Regions from separate parts of the Mus musculus genome. Here region 2 is linked to region 1. The links are chromatin contacts, found by Hi-C or POLR2A ChIA-PET in ENCODE. All regions are on one chromosome and are shown on one strand. Each heading gives the region's core, a stretch centred on a gene start or an enhancer-like site at or near the end of the contact. The rest is flanking DNA. Distances are from core to core; before and after follow the strand shown.

What was found. A loop is a pair of places that touch in the nucleus more often than their neighbours do. ChIA-PET counts read pairs that join two places held with the same protein, here RNA polymerase II (POLR2A).
Region 2: a map of T-helper 2 cell shows a loop between it and region 1 (2.6-fold over the local background). The contact joins the promoter of Pccb here to the promoter of Nck1 in region 1. A Hi-C loop is called at or near these places in 1 of 37 maps with a recorded cell type or tissue (T-helper 2 cell). POLR2A ChIA-PET finds 5 or more read pairs at or near these places in 4 of 5 experiments (Patski and embryonic stem cell).

The regions. Positions count from the first base shown.
Region 1 is chr9:100,544,409-100,548,837 of GRCm38, forward strand. It overlaps Nck1 (non-catalytic region of tyrosine kinase adaptor protein 1), which reads right to left and starts at 1,726. Exons shown (of 4, transcript NM_010878.3): 1 at 1,587-1,726. It overlaps Gm46139, which reads left to right. Exons shown (of 2, transcript XM_017313741.1): 2 at 1,049-4,429. The coding sequence ends at 1,696.
Region 2 is chr9:101,033,176-101,037,028 of GRCm38, forward strand. Pccb (propionyl Coenzyme A carboxylase, beta polypeptide) reads right to left here and starts at 1,709. Exons shown (of 15, transcript NM_025835.3): 1 at 1,494-1,709. The coding sequence starts at 1,682.

The DNA.
Region 1 (4,429 bases), core at 476-2,975:
AGCTTGGAGGCGTGGGGCATCAGTTGTGAAGGGAAGACTTTGAAGTTCTATTTCCTTGATAGGTTAAAGTGAGAATCAGGCAGGCCTGTCAAATTGTCGTCAAACTGTTGGATTTGTTAAATGCTCAGTTCACGTTTCCTCCAATTTTACTTAACAGTGAAATAATCATTTGATTTTCTGGCATTGAAAGCATCCATTCTTCCACATTGCCAGAGTTAATTCATTTTTTTTCAAGTTCTCCTGAGAAGGAATTTATTTACAATAATAATCACAACAAGCCTTGAACTCTAGAACGAAGTTCTCAAATTAGAAAATCAGCAGCATAAACTATCACTCAATGTTTAATAAGGCAATACATTAACGTGTCGACTTATTAATACACGGATCTGTTGGGCTTGGAAACCTAAACAATTTAAAATGCTTGCTGGGGAGGCAAATCTTTTCAAACATAATGCTCATACATACAGCGGAGACATCAACACAATGTACGCTTTAGTTACTCTAGCCAATTCCTACAGAAGTTTTCCCAGAGAAAGCACCACATGTGGCCACGATGAAAAAAAAGTACTAATCAACCAACGCATACGCTTTGACTTAACTATCACGATGTGAAGAGAATATCTATTTAAAAACAAGACTGAAAATGATCAATCAAAACTTTCTCCTTGGACTATTTCTCTGTTCATGTTGTGACGTCGCTAAAGGCTGAAAGCACACAATTGATTTCCAGGTGCTTAAGAAACCGTTAAGGCTGATTGATCATCATCAAGCTACCAAAGCTTTTGAAAATGGAACGCTTCTTGCAAAACTTGACCCGTTTTTTTGGCCGAACCCTGGATTCTCACTGCTCCCCACCCAAGATGGGGTCAGGAAGTTTTCTTCATCTCGTTCTTTCCTAACTCCTGTGAATTCTTTCCTAACTAAGGGCAGTATTTTTCTTCGGGTGACTTCAGCTCGGCTCGACGTTAACCGGTCATGTTACGGTCCTCAACCCTGAACAAAAAACCAGCTTCCTTCCAACCCAGCTGTTAACACTGAACCGACCTAGCACGGAAACCCGTACGACAACAGTACGAAACCAACCCAGAGGACTGCTTTTCCTGGACCAACCCCACCTCAACAGCCCCCGGACACCCACATCTCTCCTGCTCCGGAACGGGAGGGGGAGGGGAGGGCGCGCCCCGAGGATGTCCCCCCTCTCGGCTTCCTCAGGCTGGCGGCTGGAGGTGAGAGCGCCCTTCCTGCCAGCCTACCGTCCCGGCCTCGGACACCGACACAGACCGCCGACAGGGCTTTCTGCGGAGAACCGCCGAGGCAGCGCGCCGCACACTTGCCTGCCCGCCTCCCCGACCGGCGCTCGCAGCTCAGGCCAGAGGCCGCGGGGTCACCGGGCTGCACCGCGGACACCCGAGCTCCGCCGAGCGGCCTCCCCGCCCCCTCCGCTCCGCTCCGCCGCCAGCAGACGGCGCCCCCGGGCCAACTTCGCCGGGGAAAGAGGAAGCGACTAGAGACTAGCAGGCAGAGCGGACCGACCGGGAGACCGAAAGGACTGTGCGTGTGTCCGCACGCGAGCGAGGCCGTCTCACCTTCCCTCCGCCGAGCCCTCGGCTCCAGTCACCTGAGGACCGCACCGGGACGCCACCGCGGCTGCCCGGATGCCGTTACCGCACGAGGCCTGTGCTGCGCCGCCGCGTAGCTCTCGGAGAGGGGCGGGGCGCGCGCAACCGGTGGGCGGACCGTTGCGGGCAGGAAACCCGCTCCACGCCCAATCTAATAGGCTCCATCGCCTCCTGCGCCCGCCCCTGACGCTTCAGCGGAATGCGCCGCTCCGGGATTGGGCGAGCGGGCTTGTCAATCAAGCGCGGGCCCTGAGTGGTCCCTGAGCTGAGACTGCGCGGCCTTTGGACAGAAGGTGAGGAGCGCCGGGCCCCACCGCCCTGTTCTCCCCTAGCCTCCTCGGTGGCTGCTTACTTTCCGCCTCTCCCACTGCTACTAAAACCTGTCATTCATTTTAAATCGCTCATTAATGTCGAACAGCGGTCCCGAGTTCAACCCAGACTACTCTGGTGCCTGCATCTGAAAGGGCCGACCAGCTGCAGATCTTAGGGACAGGGAGCGACAAAGAAAATGAAGCCTCGGGGGAAAAATGTAAGATGTTTGTTAATGAAAACCACAACCAAAATAAGCTTTGCGAGCAACTTCCGAGTGCCCTGGCGCGTGGGTAGCCTTCATTCCCGGCTTCCAGTCCTGTGAAAAGGACAGTTACTTCTGCCCTAGGGGTGAGTATGGCAGTGGCACAGTCCCAGCCACCTGCCAAGGAAGGCATCAATAAATCGGCTCTCCTTCCTAACTTGCCTTACAGCGACTCATAACCTGCCTCACTATTTCCCAATCACCTTTGTTGCTTAGTGTGGGTGTGGCACCTAAAAGAAACATTCTAGGTTAGGTAATTTTATGGAAACACGAGTTTTTGCCTCCAGCGTAGCTGCACCCATATACCTAGATTGCAAAGTCTATTAAAAGAACTGTTTCACCCACGCCCACCTCGTGCCTAGCACATCATCCTCAACAATCGAGGAATTAATACAGCTTCCTTTCATCTTTTAAAAATTCATTTTTATTCTTTGTGTGTTCGAGTGTTTGGTGTACTTGTGTTATACTTGTGTATAATTTTGCTGCCCATGGAGGTCAAATGAGGGTATAGGATCTTCTGGAACTGGAGTTACAGATGGTTTTGAACCACCCTGTGGGTGCTGGGAATCAAACTCAGGCCCCTTGGAAGACCAGCGCTCTTAATCACTGAATCTCAGCCCCTTCCTTTAGCTATACTACAAGCCCTACCTGTAAATCCTAAAAAGTTGTTTTCTGCTTTTAACTTAATTGCATGTTAATAAATACATGGGTGGCCTGCCCTAGGTAAAATACAAGTTACCTGTAGCCCCTTTTAATCCTGAGTTTAGTTGAGAAAAGTAGAACATAAAACTGGGGAAAGGATACTCTGCCTATTGTTAGTATCAAAAGTAAGTAATGCAAATTATATATTTAAAAACATACATACCGAAGAGAAGGGGGTGATGCATGCAGAAGCAGGTGGATCGAGGCCAGCCTGGTCTACAGATTGAGTGTGAGTTCCAGGACAGCCAGGGCTACCCAGAGAAACCCTGTCTCAAAAAACAAAAAGACAAATATATATATATATATATATATATGCAGAGACAGGTTCAAGTTCTGCAAGTTCAAGGCCACCCTGGTTTATGTAGCAAATCCTAGGACAGTCAAGGCTACATAGAGAGATGCTATCTCAAAAGCAAAAACATACAGGCAGCTGACCCCCATTAACTCCAAAGGAGGATATTTGGGGTAATAAAGGAAATAAGAATCCTCCATATCTTAAGACCTTTCCCAGTAAGCTATTGACAGCTTATATAGTTAGAATGACCTAGTTTAGTGTCCCTATCATACAGTAATGTTTAGGAGGAAGAAAATCCTACCTATCTGCTATCAAGAAGTTATCACAGACTTGATATTGAAGTGTAAACATTAGTGGGCCCTACTAAATAAACTTAACTTCTGGATTTAGTATAGTTATGCTGTTATAGGAAAGAGTCTACCTTGTATGGAAGGTGCTAAAATAGGCACTGCAGATCTTGAGTCCACACCAGTGTCAGATATTGAGATTTAAACCAACCTGTATTATTTCTGTGCTAACCATATCAACAGTTGTATGTAGGGACAGATGGGCATTAAGCCACAATGAGAGGGAAATGTGTAGTAAGACTATTTGAGCAAAAAGAAGGGCTTGGGAGGGAGTTACCAAGTCTAAAGACATTAAGCAATTATAGTAATGTTGATGGAGCAGACAGTGGCTAGATTTGAAGCAATGTGTTAGGAAAGCTGAGGTCCTTAGAGTTTATCCTACAAGAAATGAGAAAGAGTTGTTTCACTAAAGAGTTGTTTTTCAGTACTTTTTCAGTAGATCATTCTGATGTTTTCTAGCTCTTGTTTCTACTGAGAAGCAAGTAGCAATTCAAAAAAAAAAAAAAACCAACTTTCTTTTATGTGTGATGGGTTTTGCTTACATGCAGTTCCCTCAGAGACCAGAAGAGGGCACCAAATTCTGGAACTGAAATACCAGACAGTTGTTAGTTGCGAGTGGGTGCTAGGAACCCAACTCGTCTTCTAAAGACCACAGTGACAGGAGCTGAACTATGACCCTGAAAGGACATTGTACAGCATAAAAATTTTTTAAAAAGGATAAAACTGTAGGCATAATGTTTTTATACACTGTGTTAATCAAATGCTGATTTCTCTGCCCTCATACCTTGTTTCAGTCCAGACACAGCATTGTAATGCTTATACCAAGAATCTCCTGTCTCAGGTTTGTGTGTAAAACAGTTCTTATTCTGTGCCTTGTCAATAAATGCTGATC
Region 2 (3,853 bases), core at 459-2,958, 490 kb after region 1:
CAGCCAGGGCTACACAGAGAAACCCTGTCTCGAAAAACAAACAAACAAACAAACAAAAAGTAAAAGCCAAAGAGGCTGTGGAAAGAGGCTGTGGAAAACAAATGTACTTTGGGGGGAAATAATCTAACAACTACGGAGATAGACAGATAGATAGATATATAGATAATAGACAGATCGATAAATTTTAAGATATTCATACTTTCTGGTCCTCTTTTAGGACATCTGATTCACGGACATAATGAAAAACTTGCTTAAAGGGAACACAAATTAGCCTCCCAACTAAATAAACTCTGACAGCAGAAAACCTGCTCTGAAGGCCTTAATGTAAGAGCATCAGGATCTTGCCTGGGGTGCAATAGGCAACTGAGCAAGGGTGTCCCAAGAGAAAGGTTACCAGAGCAGTGACAGGCTTTCCCAGGGAACTTAATAGCCCTTCAGAGGGACCCCAAGGGAGAGAGGGCTTATGGCTCACCATAAACCTTACAACCACATTTACATCCCTAAGTGTCAAGAGGAATAAATAGTTTTCCTTGAGCATTTTTCTTTTTTCAAACCTAACTCAGGACATCTGAATCAACATTTGACCCAGATTTTCACACACTTGGGTAAGACTTGCATGCCCTTCACAGGAGCCCTTCCCTTAGGGAACCTTCATGTTAACTTATCCAGCTCTTCTGCCTGGACTCACTCAGTTGTCAAGGACACACTGGGCAAGTCTGGCTTCAAGTCTAGGGTCACCTCTTCCAGCTTCTGTTGTTTTTTGTTTTTCTGCTGCTAAATGACCTCCCCAGAAGAAGCTCAAATGTGATTCCCGCCTCAGCTGCTCTCAGCAGAGTAGCCTGAGAGTTTATAGAAAGTCCACCTGCTTCCTATGCAGCAGATCGATACATGAACCTCTCAAGAGGCCAACCAGACTTCCTCGGTCACAGGCGTCACAAATCCCCAGCACGCAGGGAGACAACACACCAGGTTAATGTGAACATAACCAAGTTTTTTCTAATACTTCGTGCCTGGGTTTTACTGCTTCCTTCCCCGAGAAGAGGGAAGGGAAAAAAAAAAAAAAAAAAAAAACTGTCATAAACACTTTCAGGCAGCGGGAGAACAATCCCGTCTTTTAAATTCAGAGCCTGTGGCCGATTAACGTGGCAATCTTATTCAAACAAGACCTGGAAGACATTATTCTGTTTACGGTGCTTTCTAAAGACCACCTTTCCCAAAAGTTCAAAGCTGCTAAGTGGAGCGCAGCTGGAGACCGGTCACATCCATCCATCCATCCGACGACCAATGCCCACCACCACCGCCTGGGGACCTCCCTAAGTGGTGCAGATGTCTACTGACACCCGAGGGGGCTCTAGGTTCTCCAGGTGGACGTTCTCGCCGCGCCCCTCCCAGGCGCAGCGCCTATTGGCTGGGAGGCTCGTGCGCCGCGAGCCCGGCGCGCTGTGATAGGGCGGGAGCGGAGGGGGCGGGACGCACTGGCGCCCGTGACTCACTCGCTTGTGCTGCGCGTCGATGCGGCGCTGGCCTCCTCCCAGCAACGCTGCATGGCGCTTGTTGTCGATGCGCTCTTTAACTGAAACCGGCTGGCTGCAAAGGCCGCGGGTCGTGATGCCGAGGCCGCAATTCAGAACGCTGAGCCTCGCTCCAGCCGCCACCGCCCGAATCCTAATCGCCGCCGCCATTTTTTTTTTTTTTTTTTTTTGACTGCCAGCGTGACACACACTGCACCTCAGGACGCATGCGCAGAGAGCGTAGACATTGCGAGTCTGCGCCTGCGCGTCGTCGCTGGCCCTAAAGCTGGTAGCAGTCACAGGCTTGCATTCAGGCTCAAGGCGGTCCTGTTCTAGGAAATACCTGCCTCTCAGCTCTGTGCCCGTGTAGCCACACAGAACAAGGACTTCATTCCTCGTTCTGCGTTAGCCATCTAAACTCCAGGCTTCGTCGACCCTCTTCCCCCCAAAAATGAATAGATAATGAGCTCTGACCAACTTTTACCAAATGCTGTGCCAGGTTTTGCTCTTAAAACTTAGCCTTGAAATAATTTATATCCAGATTTCAGAGATGGGATACACAGGAACAGAAGTAGGTTTGTATGGCGTCAAGACTGAAATGTTTTGTGAGCTACGTATTGAGCTCCAGAGAGGGTCTCTTAAAGGGGAGAGGAGCTGGGAAGCTACTTGGCTCAGTGCTAAGTTAAAGCCTTTGCCAGCCTGAGTATGAGGACCAAAATTGGGGTCCCCAAACTCAGTACTCAGCCAGAGTAATGAGTGTCTGTACAGAGAGGTTGCCTAGGTGAGATAGCTGACAGAAATAAAAGAATCCCAGGAAGCTCACGGAACAGCCACCCTAGCATGTACAGAAGCAAATGAGACCCAATTCTCACACAAATAAGGGGACCATTGACACCCCATGTTGTCCTGTGACTTCCACATGTGCACGCCCAAACTCTGATACACACAAATTATTTGATGTTTTTTAAGTTTGTGACGAGACACAGAATGGTGAAGTAAACTTTTAGAGACCATTGTGCTAGGTCTAGGCTCCATAGGGTTTTACAGTAGGGGAGAGAGGTTGGCCTCAACCCCGAATACACCAAAGACAAGATGTATCGGGGAGGGAGCTCAATGGATAGAAAATTAATAGGGAACACAGGGCAAGGAGCAATCTGACAAACAACGTTTGCTTGGTTGAAGGCAAGCCAGGGTGCTCAGACATCATTTGGGGGACAGTGGAAGAAGAACCTTATCAAATATGGAGGGCGATCCCTCATCAAGGGTGGAAGATTCTGGCATAACTGACTTAGCAGGATTCTTGGCAAAGCTACCCTCTAGAAGAGAGGACCTGGGAGCCAAGGTCAGTTCTATTCAAGAGATGCTCAGTAGAGCCTGACCGAAGTTTGGTCAAGAAGAGAATCTTGTCAACACAGCGGCTTTGGCATTAGCTGGGAGGAAATAGGAAAAGTAAACTAGGAGCAGACTGCTCGGGCTCAGACCTACTAATCAGAGGGGATGCAAGGCGGCGGCGGGGGCGGGGGGCGGGGGCGGGGGGGGGGGGGGGAGGCTGCTGACCTCTTAGCAAGGACCCTTTAGTCAGTTCAGATGCTAACATCTGAGAAGTGCTGCTCCAGTGCTTTCGAAAACTCTACTATGAATGCTTTCTCATCTGTTTACCCAGCGAAGTGGCAGGTCTTTAAGGCAAAGTACAAGGTGCATATTTCTCATTCTTAGCCAAAAAATAAAAAATAAAAAAATAAAAAAAGCCTGCCAGAGTTGATTATTAACCCTTCCTAAATCCACCTCACTCCACCTCTCTGCAGGACTCCCACAGAGTTCAAATTCTGGCCTGAGACTTTAACGTTAATGTCATTTTATTTATTTATTTCATTTACGTTTTGAGGCTCTCTCTCTCTTAAACTGGCCTGGAACTCATGATGTAGACAAGATTGGCCCGAAATTCAGAGATCCACCTGCCTCAGCCTTTCAAGTACTGGGATTAAACATGGCTGAATAATCATCTTTGAGCCACCTACTTGCCGCAAGTTGTGTTTCTTAGAACTGTTTCCCTCAACATAGACAGAAGCTGTCCAAGGTCTGAAGACTCCTGACTGGGCAAGGAACTCCTACATCTACGGGACACCAGATGAGAGAGCTCTTGGCCCTGCTTTTTTTTTTTTTTTAAGATTTATTTATTTATAGAGCCTTGGCACCCTTCATGATGGTGGGGAACTGGGGGTGGGGAAGCCTGAGAAACCCTTGAGTTCTTATGTCTCTCCCAGGACAAGAGCCCAGGCATCTGATGTTAGAACAGTCTGGATAAGGTCATCTCTACCAGTTACCTCTGTGTGATCTTGGAC